2 separate regions of the Mus musculus genome follow, and region 1 is linked to region 2. The links are chromatin loops, found by intact Hi-C in ENCODE. Cell type or tissue: left cerebral cortex. All regions are shown on one strand.

Region 1 (8,000 bases), 90 kb after region 2:
ACACTCATACACAAGCAAACACACATACACACAGACATATACATACAAACATACATCACACACATACACACACATACAAACACATATAGACACACTCACATACATATACACATATATACACATGCTCTCACACACACACACACATACGATAGAAATTTTTCAGCCACAAAGAAGTTTCCTTACAACCTAATTTGTTTTCTTTTTTGTGGCTGAAAAAAATTCCAGTGCATGCACACACACATATACGTGTGTGTATGTGTGTGTGCGTGTGTGCACGTGGTGTCTGTGTGTGAGTGTGCACGCTAAGAATTGAACTCAATTCTCTGCAGTAACTAACAGCAACATTCTCAACCACTGAGCCTTCTATCCAGCCCCAGAATCTACATTTAAAACAAACTGACTCGGCCTTGGAAGGTGGGGCGTGCCTGGGAGGAGGAGGGGAAACGCTCTCAGGAGCAGAGAGGGCAGCCTGCATGATAAATGTCTGTGGATGTCAGAATAGAACTCCTTGACAGTAATGTAAACACAGACAAATTCTCGAATACCTGTCTTCCTGCAGTTGTTTAATTCAATTAAACAAACAAACAAAAGAAGAATCAACTAATATCTACCATTTGCTAAGGCATAAGAAGCAAATTAAAATCTTGCAAAGGCAGCCTGTGAGATGGCTCAGCAGGTAAAGGTCCTTGCTGTCTCCTTGGTTGAGCCTGACAACCTGAGTTCAGTCCCTGGGGTCCACAAGTTGAAATGGGAAACCGATTCCTGCAAGTTACTCTCTGAGCTCCACACAAGCTCTGTGTCGGTTAGGAATGGACACACAGACACACACACACACACACAGACACACACACACACACAGACACACACACACACACACACACAGCTCCTCACACCCCACAAGAATTTTCAAAATTCACGTTTTTAAATAAGCCAGCTGTCTTCTCTCTTTTCCCTTCACAGTCTCAGAAATTCAAATAGCCTTTAACAATGCCAAATCTACGTGGAAATACCATTCCTTTGCTCTCGAAACCCTTTGTAGTTTTCCTTTGTGTTCCAGAAGTTTACCTGCGGACTCCCCCGAGTCAGACAATTGTTTCTAAAAGAGATAACAGCTTGCTGCCCAGGACCGATCGAATGTTTTTCCATTGCATCACAGATAAGAGCCACACGTCTGCCCTGCAAGACTCTGCCTGGTCGGCTCTTCGCCTACCTCTTCAACTCTGTGCTGCCCCCCTTGCCCTCTGACTCCTAAGCCCAGAGCCTACTGATCTCCTTTGTTCTTTGGGATGCTCTGGTGAGTGGGGGGGTTGTGGGAGGGTGTGGTGGGGGGTTTTGATCTTTGATTCTGCCTGGGGTGGGGGTGGGGGGCATTTACACAAGTTATTCTCTCCTCCCAGGGAATGTTCCCTTTCAGTTTCTGTTGATTGCATCTCTTTCAGGATTTGACTCAAACACCACAGTCTCCAAGATAGCCCTCAGGGAAGGCCTGATAGGGCAGCCAAGGCAGCGTCTGTAAACAGCGGTCACACCAGTCTCCTTAAGTAGTAAATAAACGTCTTTATTTAACCTGCTGTCTGGTAAAACAGCGTTTCTGTGTATTCCTTGTTTATTCATCAATTCCTAGAGGAGAGGATTGTTGGTCAAAATCCTCAACAAACATTTGGAACAATGAACAGATACCAAGTACTTGCGGTGTGACGGGAACTGGTCTTTGTGGTCCAGTCCTTGTCTACCTGTTCAGGCACTTTGCATCTACCCAGTTAAGCTTGCCACTTCTACAATAACTTGAAAGAAGCTAAAGTCCCTGAAAGAAGCTAATGTTTCTATCCTTTTTTCTCTCTCTCTCTCTTTCTTTTTTTCTCTGTGTAGCCCTGGCTATCCTGGAACTCACTCTATGGACCAGGCTGGCCTTGAACTCAGAGATCCACCTGCCTCTGCCTTCCAAGTTCTGGGATTAAAAGCACTCACACACTCAGTCACTTGTATATGTTATAGGAATGCAGACTTCTATACCTTTATGTCGGTCAGTCACACTTTTGCCTTGGTAGTGGGAAGAAGGTGGGACTGGGTGCCCTGGAGATGCTGAGGTGCTTCTGTACATAAGGCTCTGGTCCACAAGCAACTCTGAGCAGACAAGGTTTGCCTCAGTCTCCAGTGAAGGGGAACCTGGGGGCACAGGGTGGCAGAAGTCTAGGACCATATTGGGGCAGGATTGGAGAGGTCACCCCAAGTCCCATAAGCTGTTTAACATCTCTAGCTTCAGCCCACTGGAAGCTAGCAACACTCCATAGTGCCACCCCAGGCTCTAGACACTGCCAAATGTCCCCTGAACTGAAAACTGTCCCCCCCTTTGCCCCCTCATCCCATTGTCTACCCACCAGGTATATCCCATCCTGCATGAAGGTTTATACATGTATGAGTGTGTACACCCACATCAGCTGTGAGCCTCTCTGAATGTGACTCTCTAAAGGCTGACTCAAGACAGGGTGGAAAAGTGATGTCATACTTGTGTGACAGGCTGATCCTCAGGTCTCTGGCTTTGACAAACACATAGCTAGGAACTCGGACTTCAAGTTTGGAAGGGGAAGGGACCAAGTATAGTTTGAACTTGAAGGCAGTAGGCTACCTATAGCATGACTGGAAGGCCCATGAATGTTTAAGTGCCACCTGGATTGAGATACTCAATCTGCTAGTCCTATCAAAGTCAAGGGCATAGATAGCTACAGCTGTCTATGGACAGTACTATGAAAGAAAAGGGCTGATTAAAAGGGGGGGGGAACTTTCACCTTCAGGGGGCACATGAAGCATGAGACAGGTCAAAGGAATCTAGAGGTACATCCAACAAGGAAGGAGGAGCAGCAGGGGGCGGGGCAAAGCTATGGAAACAGGAAACTTTTTATCTAAAAAGGAAATGTACCTCCCTTGGGCTGTTAGTAGACTCAACCTCGCAAGGACAGAAAGCATCCATAATTTAGCATTAATACTCTTACATAAATGTGTTAAGAAAAGCTCCATCCCATTGTACCTGTTCAGAGTGGTTGTGCTTAAGGCCCTTAGAGCATGAGCCACTCTGGGAGCAAGTTAGCATCCAGGCTAATGGACCAGGGTAGCACCTCACATCCATTAGGATGGCTATGGCAAAGAAGAGCAGAGGAAAGGAAATAGAAAACAACGAACACCGTCAAGACGTGACGAGATCGGGATGTACGTGTGCCATGGTGAGAGTGGATCAAGTTGCAGCCATTTTGGAAAACCAATATGGAGATCCTTCAAATAATTAAAAGAATTATCCTATGGCTTACACCTTTATTTCCTGGTCTAACCCTCCCCGCTCCCCCAATTCCAAATAGATGCTCAAAGAATTATTACTATACCATGTCTGTAGCTGTCTTAGAACAGCCAAGCAGCTCATGTGCCATAGATAACGGGGTTACACATACCTTGGAGTATTAATCATCCACATAATATGGATGAGCTTGCAACACACTGTGCTAAGGGAAACGGGGAAGTAACAAAAAAGCAGACCCTATACAAATCTGCCCTTATGAGCTACCTATAGGAATCCATTTCCTGGAATTGGTGGGCAGGATCTGGGGGGCGGGGAGGTGGGGGAGGAGCGGGGAGTTGGTGTTTAATGGGGTCAGTTTCAGTTTAACAGGGGAGAAAGATTGCTCAACAGTATAAATATAGCTAGCACTGCTGAAAATGGTTTAAAAGAGAAAGGAGAAGGAAGAAGAGGAAGAGGAGGGTGGATGTCTTGTGGAAGAGCTCACTTGATGAAATGAAAGTGAAGTAATCAAGGCTCTGAATACAAACTGACATATTGTCCTGTCTGTCTGAAGCCCGCTACAGTCTTCCCGGGATTTGTGGTGGTAGGCTATTTCAACTGGAGCAGGATATTCCACGACCTGCTTGTTCTGTAGATGCTTGCTGGATTGGAGATGCGAAGGAAACAGGGATGCTGCTTTCACTTTGAGAATCTCCCGCTGCTGCGCACAGAACTCCCAGCCTGGGCTTCGTTTCTACAGATGTTATCTGCTAAGCAGTGATCTCTCACTCATTAACCGTCCTTTATTAGGTCCCATTCAGAGGGGCTCCAGGCTTCCCACTGCACATGCGTGCATTTGTGTGCTGACCAATATCGGTTGCTTCAGGACCAAGCAGCAGAACCCTGAGTGATTTTTGCCACGTGCTGACTGTGAAGACCCTCCAACAAGGTCTGCACCTTCCATGGCCAAGTTTGTGGCTGGGAGTTTCCTGAATGAGTAAGAATTCCTCAGAAAGCCTCCTAGGCTGTGGAGGCTGCTCCTTGTAGCCTGACCACGCCCTCCCACGCCACCAGCAAACGACCAGGAGGAGGAGTCTGGCTTCTGGTTTCGCTTCTGGGCAATTTGATGGAAGTTCACTGAAGAGTGATTCCATGTAAATTATCAAAAGGCAGCGAGCTATTAAGATGTGATAAGGAGGCTGAGGGAGATGGCTCAGCATTTAAGAGCACTCAATGCTTGCTCTTGCAGAAGACCAGGTTCAGTTCCCAGCACCTAACACGGCAGCTCACAATCGTGACCCCAGTTCCAGGGGATCTGACGCCCTCTCTGGCCTGCATAGGTATTGCATGTACATGGTACACAGACATACATGTAAGCAAAACACCCACACATGTAAAATAAAAATAATCTTTTTAAAAATGATAATGAGGTTAATTTTAAAACCAGGTTTCTGGATATATAGACATAGACATAGACATAGACATAGACATAGACATAGACATAGACATAGACATAGACATAGACATAGACATATAGACAGACATAGACATAGATATTTTTTTTTCTGAGACAAAGTCTCACTCTGTAGCTCTGGCTGTACTGGAACTCACTATGTAGACCAGGCTGGCCTCAAATTCACAGAGATCTGCCTACTTTTGCCTCCTGAGTGCTGGAATTAAAGGCACGCTCCACTATGCTCAGCCGTTGAAGTACAATTTTTGTTTTGTTTTGTTTTGTTTTGTTTTGTTTGTTTGTTTGTTGCTTTTGTTTTTGAGACAGGGTTTCCCTGTTTAGCCCTGGCTATCCTGGAATTTGTTCTGTGAACCAGGCTGGCCTTGAACTTAGAGACCTGACTGCTTCTGCCTCCCAAGTTCTGGGATTAAAGCCATGCACCACTACTTAGGCCTGGCTTGAAGTACTCACCCTTTTAGGAGCTTAGGCCTGAGTTAGTTTACACAGTCACATTAACCCTACCGCAAGCGGAATACAAACTATTTCTTAAACACTTCTACCATGACGCTTCCCTGTCAATCCCTCTATGCACCCCTGGCTCCAGGAAAACAATAATCCGATGTTTGTGTCCATAGCTTTGCCTTTTTTCAAATGCCTCATAAATGCAATCCCAGGTCTGTGCCTTCAGTGTTTCATTTCTCTCATTCAGCATAATGCATTAGAGAGTCACCCATGGTATTGCATGTAGCAGCAATTTTCTCCTTTTCCCTGTAGAATAGCAGTCCTCTGCTGCATGGACATACCACAGTTTATCTACCCATCAACTGACAAACATCTTATTTTGTTTCCAGTTCCGGCACTGTGGATATTGCCACCACAAACATTTTCCCGTGTGTCTTTGTATAGAAATAAGCATTTGTTCCTCTTGGAATAAATGCCTTGGAATAGAAGAGTTGGGGTGGGGCACTTGTGTGTATGTTTCAATTTATAACAAGCCGCCAAATTGTGAAGGTGACCAGTTCCTTTGGCATTCTTAACAGCAATACATATGCTTCCCGGTTATCCTGTGTCCTGGGCAGCCACACGACAGAAAGCTTTGAACAAATCTCAGCATCTTGCTTGTCCAAAACCTGCCATACTCCTTTCTTCTCCTTCAGGTTCCAACTAGGAGAATCTTTCATGCTAGGTAAGAGGTTAGTCTTGAGTTCTAGCCTCAGCCTTGAATTTGCTGATATCCCTGAATACGTACTGAGTCATCAGAATGACTTAGCTGTCTTTACAACCTGGGCGATGGAACCCAAGACCTGAGATGCTAGGCCAGCATCTCTACCACTAAGCTAATGTCCAGATCCACTAGTTCTGCATAGCTTGAGATATCTTGTCATCTAGTCTGGGGGACTAGAGATTTTAATTTTTTAAAAAGAATTATTTATTTTATTTAAATGAGTACACTGTCGCTGTCCTCAGACACACCAGAAGAGGAAATCGGATCCCATTACAGATGGTTGTGAGCCACCATGTGGTTGCTGGGAATTGAACTCAGGACCTCTGGAAGAGCAGTCAGTGCTCTTAACCGCGGAGCCATCTCTCTAGCCCCAGAAATTTTAATTTTTGTTCATTTCTGTGGTGTTCATTTTTCACTGTAGGACAGAAATACAAATGTACCTTGACGGTCTCATTGGGTTTTAAAAAATTATAAGAAGGTGAACAAAACATTTAACAAAATAGAAGTAGGCAGTTAACAGTAGGATATGCACGGTGCAGAGGGACCTTAAAATGGACTCTTGAGCCAGGCAGTGGTGGTCCACGCCTTTAATCCCAGCACTGGGAAGGCAGAGGCAGGAGGATCTCTGAGTTCAAGGCCAACCTGGTCTACAGAGTGACTTCTAGGATAGCCAGGGCTACACAGAGAATCCCTGTTCAAACAAACAAACAAACAAACAAACAAACAATGCGCTCTCAGAGAATGTTGATTCCTTCCTTACCATATCTCTTGTAAAGGGTTGTCCAGGCTCTTCTGTAAGGAACCTTCATGGATCTCCCTCCCTCCTCAGGTAAGAGCCCACATGAACCAAACACACAGTTTTCAATTCACTGTGTGGCTACAGACAGTCACTACTCTCATCTGGGGCTTCTCTGGAGGGTTCTGCCATCATGGGACCACTTACACTAAGCAATATCCTCAGGTGCTGTGGAGTCTGAGCTAATTTGTTTTGAGGAAGTCTGTCCATTTGTCTTTGGGGTGTGCATACTTAAGACCTGCCCGCTCCATACTGGACCATTGCCAGCTCGTCAGTCACACTACCACTAACTGGGCTATGCCCCTTAGTCCCAAGAGACTCTACACAGGGTCAGGGCCTGTTTTAACTTAGTAGGTTTCAAACATTGAAAGCCTATTCACGTGATGTAACAATGAGTTTCTCTGACTTCTGGTCCCTCTCTTTCAGTACACAAGTCTTTTTAAAAATATCTATTCACTTATTGTGGGAGGAGCCCACAAATCATGATGTGTGTGTGTGTGTGTGTGTGTGTGTGTGTGTGTGTGCACGCGCACAAGGATTCCAAGGATTGATCATATTGTTGAATTTTACAGCAAGTGCCTTGACTCACAAAATCATCTCGTGGGCCCAAAAGTTTTCTATTTTAATCCCCCCCACCCCCGATTTGAGGACTCAGGACTGAACCCAGAGCTTGGCTAGACAACATAGTAGACCCTGAACTCAAGCCTTCACTTATAACACAGGCTGAGGCCAAATGGTGGGTCCCTTGCACTAGATTCCCTACAGGTTGTAACCAATGTGGCTGGCTGCTTAGTGGCCCCCACTCTGCCCTTGCATAATCAACCCTGGGAGAAGCAAAGGGACGAAAATGTCATCATTATAGATTCACGCAGTGCTCCGATGTGGCCTTTGAATGACTGTAGTACCATGCAGTATCTTCCCAATCAGATCAATGTAATCTAATCGGGTCACCTCCCAATTAGATCAAAAAGTTGACAGCATCTCTGCTCTTCAGTGAATGTGTACGTTGAGGGATTACTATGTTCCAAGTATGCTCTGTACCTGGCCAAAGACAAACCACATTGGAGCCACTTGTTGAGGAGAATGTGACCGGTACAGAGAGTGAGAGGGGAGAACCACAAATTGAAGCTTCCTGTCGAATTTCATCAGTGTTGGAATCAGACAACCATGGATCCTGTCTTCCAACAAATCACTAACCCATGTATGTGTACCTGTATCCAATGCAGATGTGTCAACTTGGCCCACATGAGAGGCACAA
Region 2 (8,000 bases):
AAGCCAGGTGGCCGAGTGCATCCCTAATCAAGGGGTGCTGGGGACAGTGAGGCGGGAGTGTTGGAGAAACAGGGAAATCCCTGAAGCTGGCTGGCCAATCAGCAGTGCCGAGATCTTTCCCAAAAGATCAAATGGAGTGTAGGTGAAGACAGTGGAAGTCAATCTCTAGCCTCCATGTGCAAACACACATGCATTTACATCCCCCCTCACACTACATTCAAACATTTACAAAAAAAGGGGTAGGGCTGGGGCTGGAGAGATGGCTCAGCAGTTAAGAGCACTGACTGCTCTTCTAGAGGTCCTCAGTTCAATTCCCAGCAACCACATAGTGGCTCATAACCATCTATAATGAAAATCTGGTGTCCCCTTCTGGCATGCAAGCATACATGCATGGAGAACAGAAAGAAAGAAAAAAAGAAAAAAAGAAAGAAAGAAAGAAAGGAAGGAAGGAAGGAAGGAAGAGAAAGAAAGAAAGAAAGAAAGAAAGAAAGAAAGAAAGAAAGAAAGAAAGAAAGAAAGAAAACACTTGGGAGGCAGAAGAAGGCGGATTTCTGAGTTTCAGGCCAGCCTGGTCTACAGAGTGAGTTCCAGGACAGCCAGGGCTATACAGAGAAACCCTGTCTTGAAAAAAACAAAAGAGTGAGAGGGAGAGGGAGGAGGAGGAGGAGGAGGAAGAAAACCTTAAAGGGCTGAGATGGCTCAGTGGGTAGAGCATCTGCCATGCAAACACAAAAATCTGAGCCCAGTGTCCCAGACCTACACAAAGCCAGACACAGATGCATAGATCTATAATCCCAACACTCCTATTGAGATGGGAGGTGAGGCAGGATTTCTGGAAGCTCATGACCCAGTAAGCTTGGTGTACACAGAGCCAAAAGTGCAAGTCGAGAGTGAACACCTGAGCTTGTCCTCTGACCTCTACATATGCACGTCTGTGTTAACATGAACATGTAGACATTCATACTCCCTGCTCTGGCAGCATACACACCCACACACATATACCGTACATGTATAGGGCATACACACACAGACATATACACACACACACCACACACAAACACATACACCATGTGCACACATCATACTCCCTCATACATACACTATACACAACACACACACACACACACACTGCAGAACCGCAGACATATACCTAAAACACACCATACATTCACACAAACACATAACTCGCCATATGCAGCACACGGCATAGGCACATGCGATACATGTACTTGAGTGCATGCACACACACACACTCACTCATGCACGCACGCACTAGGAGCCTGGGCTGTTGTTGCTCAGTGATAAAATGCTCCCTGGCTTTGGCTCCTCCCCCCTCCCCCGGATATTCTTGAAAGATGTATTAATCTCATTCATCGCTGCTACATTTCCCTCTTGGTCACTATAAGAAATCCTAAATCAAATTCATCATGGGAAGACAACATGCTGAAGGAGTAGTCTGTGTGGTAGCCAGGTCCTATGATGAAGATGTGGTAGCTTAGAAACTGTGCCCTCTGCCTTGGAATGGCCCCACAGTCGAATAGATTCCTCAAAATACAAAGCTCTCTTTTTCTGCACACCTCCCAGTACCCGGTTGATGTAGCCCAACCATCAGAGTGTCACCTGCTTTTAAAATAATGGCCGTGATCACACCAAGCAGGACAGACCTCTCAGCAAGCACCCAGCAGTCATTGTCACCATGAGGAGGGTGGCTGCACTTTTTCCTCCTTCCACGGTCTCTGGAGTTAAAGTGGGGGTCAACCTGAGGTGATTTTACACAGGAGGGTTATTCAGTATTACTACAACAAATGCCTTGCTCCCCCGCCCTGACCATGGAAGGACATCATTCACAGGGCAGGGTGGGAAAATCAGAGAAGAAGTCCTTTCTGCTCCTTTCTGCTCCGATCCCTGTACTTCAGAACTGCTGACCTCAAAAGGGTTTCCAAGAAGAAACAGGGCTTATTTTTCTTTTAGAAGCAGCCTGATTTCCTTGTATGCTTAGATGCACACGAGGAGAAGAAGAGGAAAAAAAAAAAAAAGAGTCGCTCACAGTTCTATATTTAGTTTGTAGAAACAAAGCGAAGAGTCAGAGAACCTGTCAGGGGCATCCCAGATATAGCTTTATCTAGATAACGTGCATATTAAAAGAACCTCAAGTTCTATTTCTGGGCTGCAGTTGTGAAGTTGGAGCAGCAGCTGCCTCCTCACTCATAAATTGGCAGATCAGGATGTGACCGGTCACAAAGAACCTTCCCACAGAGATATCACCAAGTGTCCCCTCATTTAGAATCCGCCCGGCCTTGGGCCAATGTTCCAAAGAAAGGGTGAAATCAGCATTGAATGGAAATTCATAGACTCAGGCTAGGTGAGAATGCTATCTGTGTTGAGGATTTAACTGAAGTGCTCTGGAAAGCAAATTAAAGCCTATGTATGGAACGTGGGATACAGTTTAAAAATAAAAGAACAACTTGAAAATATTCTCTTTCCTGATCCAAAGCCAAGTTTGTCTCCAGAGGGGGAAAAAAAAACTCTACTAGTTGATCTGATACAATTGATCCACTTAAAGGATTTGATCCTTAAAGGGTTTGTTTTTCCTGAATCTTCTCTTTATAAAGCGGGGGGGGGGGGGGGGGGTGTCTCCTGCCCTCTGACACTGTTTTGAGACAGGTCTCACTATGTAACCCTGGCTGGCCTGGAACTCCCCATGTAGAGCAGGTTGGCCTTGAATTCCCCAAGATCTGCCTGCCTCTGCCTCTCAGCAGGGCTCATATAAAAGCCAGATCATGGTGAGTGGGTGCACTGAGAGAAGCAGTTCAGTCATTGAGAAATGCAGCAAGCATGCAGCTGCAGACTTCTCAGAGTTGAGCTGAGTAAGCACTATGCAGGGAAAAAAAAATCTGAGGGAGTCCCCCTTCTCCATCATTTTGGATAAGGTGTGCTCATGCTAAAGGCACCAATCATGTGCTACCTTCTACGCGTTCAGGATAGCACGTTTCCCAGCTCTGTGAACCCAAGGTGTGGGAAACCTTTGCCTTGGTGGGAGTAGGTCAGTAGAAACTTCTGGACTCCTTCAATAACCCTCAGAATCCCTTAAAGTGAAAGTACTTGTTATTTGCCATTAGCAAATAAAACAAACAGCATTCTGTTTGATCTCTGGGAAGCCCTTTCTTGTTAAGGTAACAGTCGGTCTGACTTTCATGTTTCAGTATTCATTGTCGGTTTAATTATTTTTTAAAAGTTTTGTTTTAAACTATTAAAGTTTTTCAGCGCTTCAGATAAACATGGTTGGCTTTGTTAAAGATTAAAAATAAATTTCCCACAAAGCAGCAAAATGTGGCAAAGATAATATACCTCATGGGGTCGGCCTGTTCCCAAACACGATTCTCAGGGGGCCCCTCTGGACAACAGCCTCGTCATTCGTGTTCTGAGAAGTTCTGGAAGCCCCCCAACTCTAACCCACCCAACCTATCCCGGAACTAGCAAAGTATTGGGCGGGGGGGGGGGGGGGTCACCACCAAAGAGGAGAATCTCAGGGAGGCATGTTTTATCTGTTCTTAGGCTGTCAATCTTTTCCAAGATACACTGATGCTAACCTTGTAATGGCTTCTTTCAAACAGAGAGCAGTCTGGGAGAACTGATAGAACCAACACACCTCTGCACAGAGCTGCTGTCAAAGGACTCCTCTTAATTCCGTTTGAGAACAATCTAGAAGATCACTTTGAAAAACGTCATTCAGGCTACTTGAGCTTTGGTTGAAATCTTTTCCAACTAAGACTTCCATTTTGAAAAAAATTAAGAGACTGGGATCTGGAGAGAGCCTCAGAGGCTAAGAGCACTTGCACTGTGGCAGAGGACCTGGGTTAGGTTCCCAGCACTCACTCACGGGGCAAGCTGACAACTCTTTGTAACTCTCGTTCCAGGGGACACAATGCCCTCTTGTGGCCTCTACGGGCATCAGGCTTAATACCGTGCACATACATGCCTGTGAGCAAACACTCATACTCATAAAGTAACATTTAAAAATCTAAAAAATAAAATTAGTGACAGATGGGCTTCCATCAGTGACTCATTTTCCAGGCTCACTACCCAGCATCTGAGAACATCGTTTCCATAGTCTTCTTTCTTCCTGTCCCAGTACAGTGCCTCTAGTTTCTAGAGTGGATTGGAGTCCCTGTCTCTAGGGTGTTTGGGATTAGAGGGAATGTTCGTGCAGTTCTCAAAGACGACGGTAGGTGGCGATAAAAAGACGCGGCTCTGGGCTGGCGCTCTTTTCTGAATGTCCTAAATCAAGTGCTCACAAAATGTAAAGAGCACTGATATGATGGAGGGACAGACTGAAAACTCAGCTCGCGAGGTCTGTTCCTTCCCTATGTCCCTAGGACCCGGCTTTCCACTTTCAAATGAAAAACAGCTCTTCCCCCCCAACTGAGAATTCCACTGCATTGAAAGAAATGAATGGAACCATTGCAAAGGATTTTTAGCACCTCAATGCCGGTGAAGTCACAACGCAAATGGCCAGTGCTGTTCGCTGATACAAACCAAAGTTGTATACATGTGAGGAATTCAATAGTGTATAAACCATTTAGAACTTCCAAGAGTTCACTTACAGATCCAGTCCTAGTCTCAAATTCCTGGAAGGAAATATTGTCCAAAGGGAATACGGAGATAAAGTTTCTAAGGTTTTGCTCTAAGGGAACAGTTAGTCCAGGGGATTACCCCAAGATATAAAACGGAGCCCCTATGGTGGAGCTTAGCTCGGGCGCACATGATTGGCCGTCAGAAAGGAATGGAGTTTGGATTTGCTGGATGGAACAAAGGGAGTTTATTCCTTATTCTTTCCCAGGACCCCAAATTGACAATTGGTCAGCTAAATGAAATTGTTGGAGAAGGTTATGGGAATAAGAAAAGAGAGAGAGAGAGAGATTTGGAGATTTAGAGAGTTACTTGTCTGAGCATATTGTTGTTCTGGCTCTGAGCCAGCGAACGGTCAGTGGAAAGCAGACGAGGGGAGTTAATTCAAGGCTGAGCCTTCACATAAACTGGAATTGTGTAATCTTGGAGTTAGAGATCATGTGTCCTGACTGCTCTCCAAAAGCAAAAGTCCCCAGAACATGTCTGGAGGCAGGGCTGAAAGTCCCCAGAACATCTATGGAGGCGGGATTCTGGGACATTCAAAACAGAGACACAGACATCGTTCCAGAAAAGCTCACTCCAGCATTCCTTACACCAACAAAGACCCTGGGGTGCATGGACGTATATGTGGAGTTCCAGGAATTCAGCACAAGATCTGTAAATGTTTGTCTTTTCATTTGGACAATGATTTTTAACATGAATACCCCTCCCCCAGTTTTCGAGCAGTTTTGGGTATTAAGTGTAACCAAACAAAACAAAACAAAAAATTTTTTGAGACAAGTTTTCACTTTGTAGCCCAGGCTGGTCTCAAACTCACAACCCACCCCCTGCTCCACCTTCAAGTGTTGAGACTACAGGTGCATGCTGCCACGCCTAGGGTGGGGTCCCTCTTTTGAGCATCAAGGTGGCACATTTGTCACAGTTGGTAAGAAAGCACAGGAGAGTGAGCTCGTACTAACGGGCTTCAGGGAAGGCCGGAAGATGGCTCAGTTAGTAACGTGCTTACCATACAGGCCTGAGGAATTGGGTGGTCTCTCAGAACCTATGTAGATAAGAAACCCACACATAGCAGTGTGCATCTGTAGTCCCAGCACAGGGGAAGCAGAGATGGAGATCTGTGGATCCGTGAGTGAGGCCAGCCTAGGACAATCAATAAGCTCCAGGTTCAGTGAGAGACCTGGTCTCAAAAACTAGGATGGAAGCCGGGCAGTGGTGGCACATGGCTTTAATCCCAGCACTCGGGAGGCAGACACAGAGATGGATCTGTGTGTGTTCAAGGCCAGGCCTGGTCTACAGAGAGTTCCAGGACAGTCAGGACTACACAGAGAAGCCCTGTCTCAAAAGAAAAAAAAAATCAAACCAAAAATCTAAGACAGAAAGTGATCAAGGAAGATATTCCATGTCAGCCTATGGCTTCCTCATATATGAACACCTATGAGCACACATATACATGCATAAAAGCATACATATATGCACACAAACACACAGATACACACACACACACACACACACACACACACACACACAAAGGGCCTAGGAAGATCTATGTGAGCTCACTGGAGTCAGCCTGTGCCCAACCATTGCTCCCTAGAAGGGGATCTTCTAGGCAGGACAGAGTGGAGGGCAGGGACTTATCGGAGGGAGACAGACAGACGTCCAACAAGGAGGTTATTCTCCTCTCGGCCTAAGGGATAGTTCTGTTTAAAGAATGGAGGTCCAGGGTACCTGCCCAAACTGAATGAGTGAGTGGTGGGGTCAGATGGGCTTGAGTGCTCATTCCAGAAATGGGTTCTCTCTCTCTCTCTCTCTCTCTCTCTCTCTCTCTCTCTCTCTCTTTTTACATCAGCTCAAAGAGTGTTCCTGGATTCTCAGTTCACCTTTATTTTCCATCTGAAGCCGTCCTCATGGCTGTATCACGGCCCTCATGTGAAATTTTGGTAGGCAGAGTTTAGAGACCTAATAAATCCCATAGAACAAGGCATGGCTGTTGCATGATCCTATACTTGTAATTAAGCCGTCACCCTAAATAACAGAGTGCATTGCACACTCTCGGGGTTCCTGATTCTCACACAAGTTTCTGCTTGGCTTGTTACACAAAACAAAACAAAACAAAACATAACAACAAAAAAGGAAACGTTTTGTTAAGAACATAGCATTCCATCCCCCGATATTGGGATACTCTATGCCTTTTTTCTTTTCTTTTTTTTTTTTTTTAAGGTTTGGGATTTGAATAATTGAGGGACCTGTTGGCAGGGTGCCCCTCCATTTTGTAGCAACCTAACCATCTATTCGGTAAGAAAGGACTAGGTAAGTTCTGATTCCATTATGAAATATGCAGAAATTAACCCCTGACGTGTAAAAACTCTGTGGCAACCAGGAAGTGTCTGGGCTATAATTAGTGTTGCTTGAACACAGAAGGACAGCATACACTCTGGATCCGCCCATGCCACTTAAGGCATTAGATGTGTCTCAAACAAGTTCCAGCCAATCACCCTAAGTGTGGCCACCCACACTTCCTTCTCCTCCTTCTTCAGTCTTCAGACTGTGGGAATTGATGTGAGTACCCCAGCTCTGTTGACCCAGAGCAGTATAATGTGAGCTTTGCACTGTGTGTCCAGAATTCCTTGGAGGAAATCACTCAATAAATATACTCGGATGACAGCCTCCTCTTCCCTGTCTCACTAGCCTGGAATTCTAATAGTGTCTATGCTTCCCGAAAAGCATCGTGACACGTCTGTTTCTGGGAAAACACAAGGAGACGCTGACTCAGGGGTATAGATTATTCCAACTTCCCCCCATATAGATAACATGTTTGTGCAGAGATGGGTCGGCACTCACAGGAGGTGTGGGAGGATGGTGACAGTGCTTGGTACCCTAAACTGCCCAAAATGTCGTATTCATCTTTTTACAATGTTTGTGTTTGATATTTTAAGGAGCAACACAAAACATCTGTGCTCCCAAAGTCAAATTCTCAGAAAGATCCAAACAGAAATGAGAAATAGTGCTGTCGGAGGGGTGGCAAGACGACTCAGTAGGTTAAGACACTGTATGATCCTTTGAGGCTCTGAGCTTGGTTCCTGAAACCCTCGAAAAGTCAGATGTGTCTACCATCCTAGGATTCTATTGAAAGATAGAAGGTAGAGACAGAATGGATGTGAGTTTCCAATTATCCTGGGTTCGTCAGACAGTGAAAATACAGAGACCCTGTCTCAATAAGATGAAAAGGGTAAAACCATTCTAGAAAGTTGTTCTCTGACCTCACACAAAAACTTCAAGCACATGTTTCACACATACACACACACAAACTACACAAATGCTAATAACAAATAAAAATCTTAGATGTAGCTTTTGGAAAGATAAGAAGTCCCTAG

What was found. A loop is a pair of places that touch in the nucleus more often than their neighbours do. Peaks named below come from ENCODE experiments on the same cell type or tissue, not always from the same donor. Only the 100,000 strongest peaks of a DNase experiment are listed, where the experiment ranks them.
Region 1: it touches region 2 in a loop (2.2-fold over the local background); 4 of 42 quality-filtered maps call a loop at or near these places.

The regions. Positions count from the first base shown.
Region 1 is chr5:147,754,609-147,762,608 of GRCm38, reverse strand. Gm35592 (a long non-coding RNA gene) reads left to right here. Exons shown (of 3, transcript XR_377219.4): 2 at 1,157-1,294; 3 at 1,440-1,583. Among named protein-coding and RNA genes, the nearest start is that of Gm35541, 5.4 kb to the right of the region's middle. In left cerebral cortex, a CTCF peak has its summit at 4,570; no DNase peak of the experiment used is centred here; H3K4me3 peaks cover 559 bases.
Region 2 is chr5:147,844,583-147,852,582 of GRCm38, reverse strand. No RefSeq gene overlaps it. Among named protein-coding and RNA genes, the nearest start is that of Pomp, 12 kb to the left of the region's middle. In left cerebral cortex, CTCF peaks have their summits at 4,022 and 4,221; DNase peaks (open chromatin) are centred at 2,258 and 4,224; H3K27ac peaks cover 1,680 bases.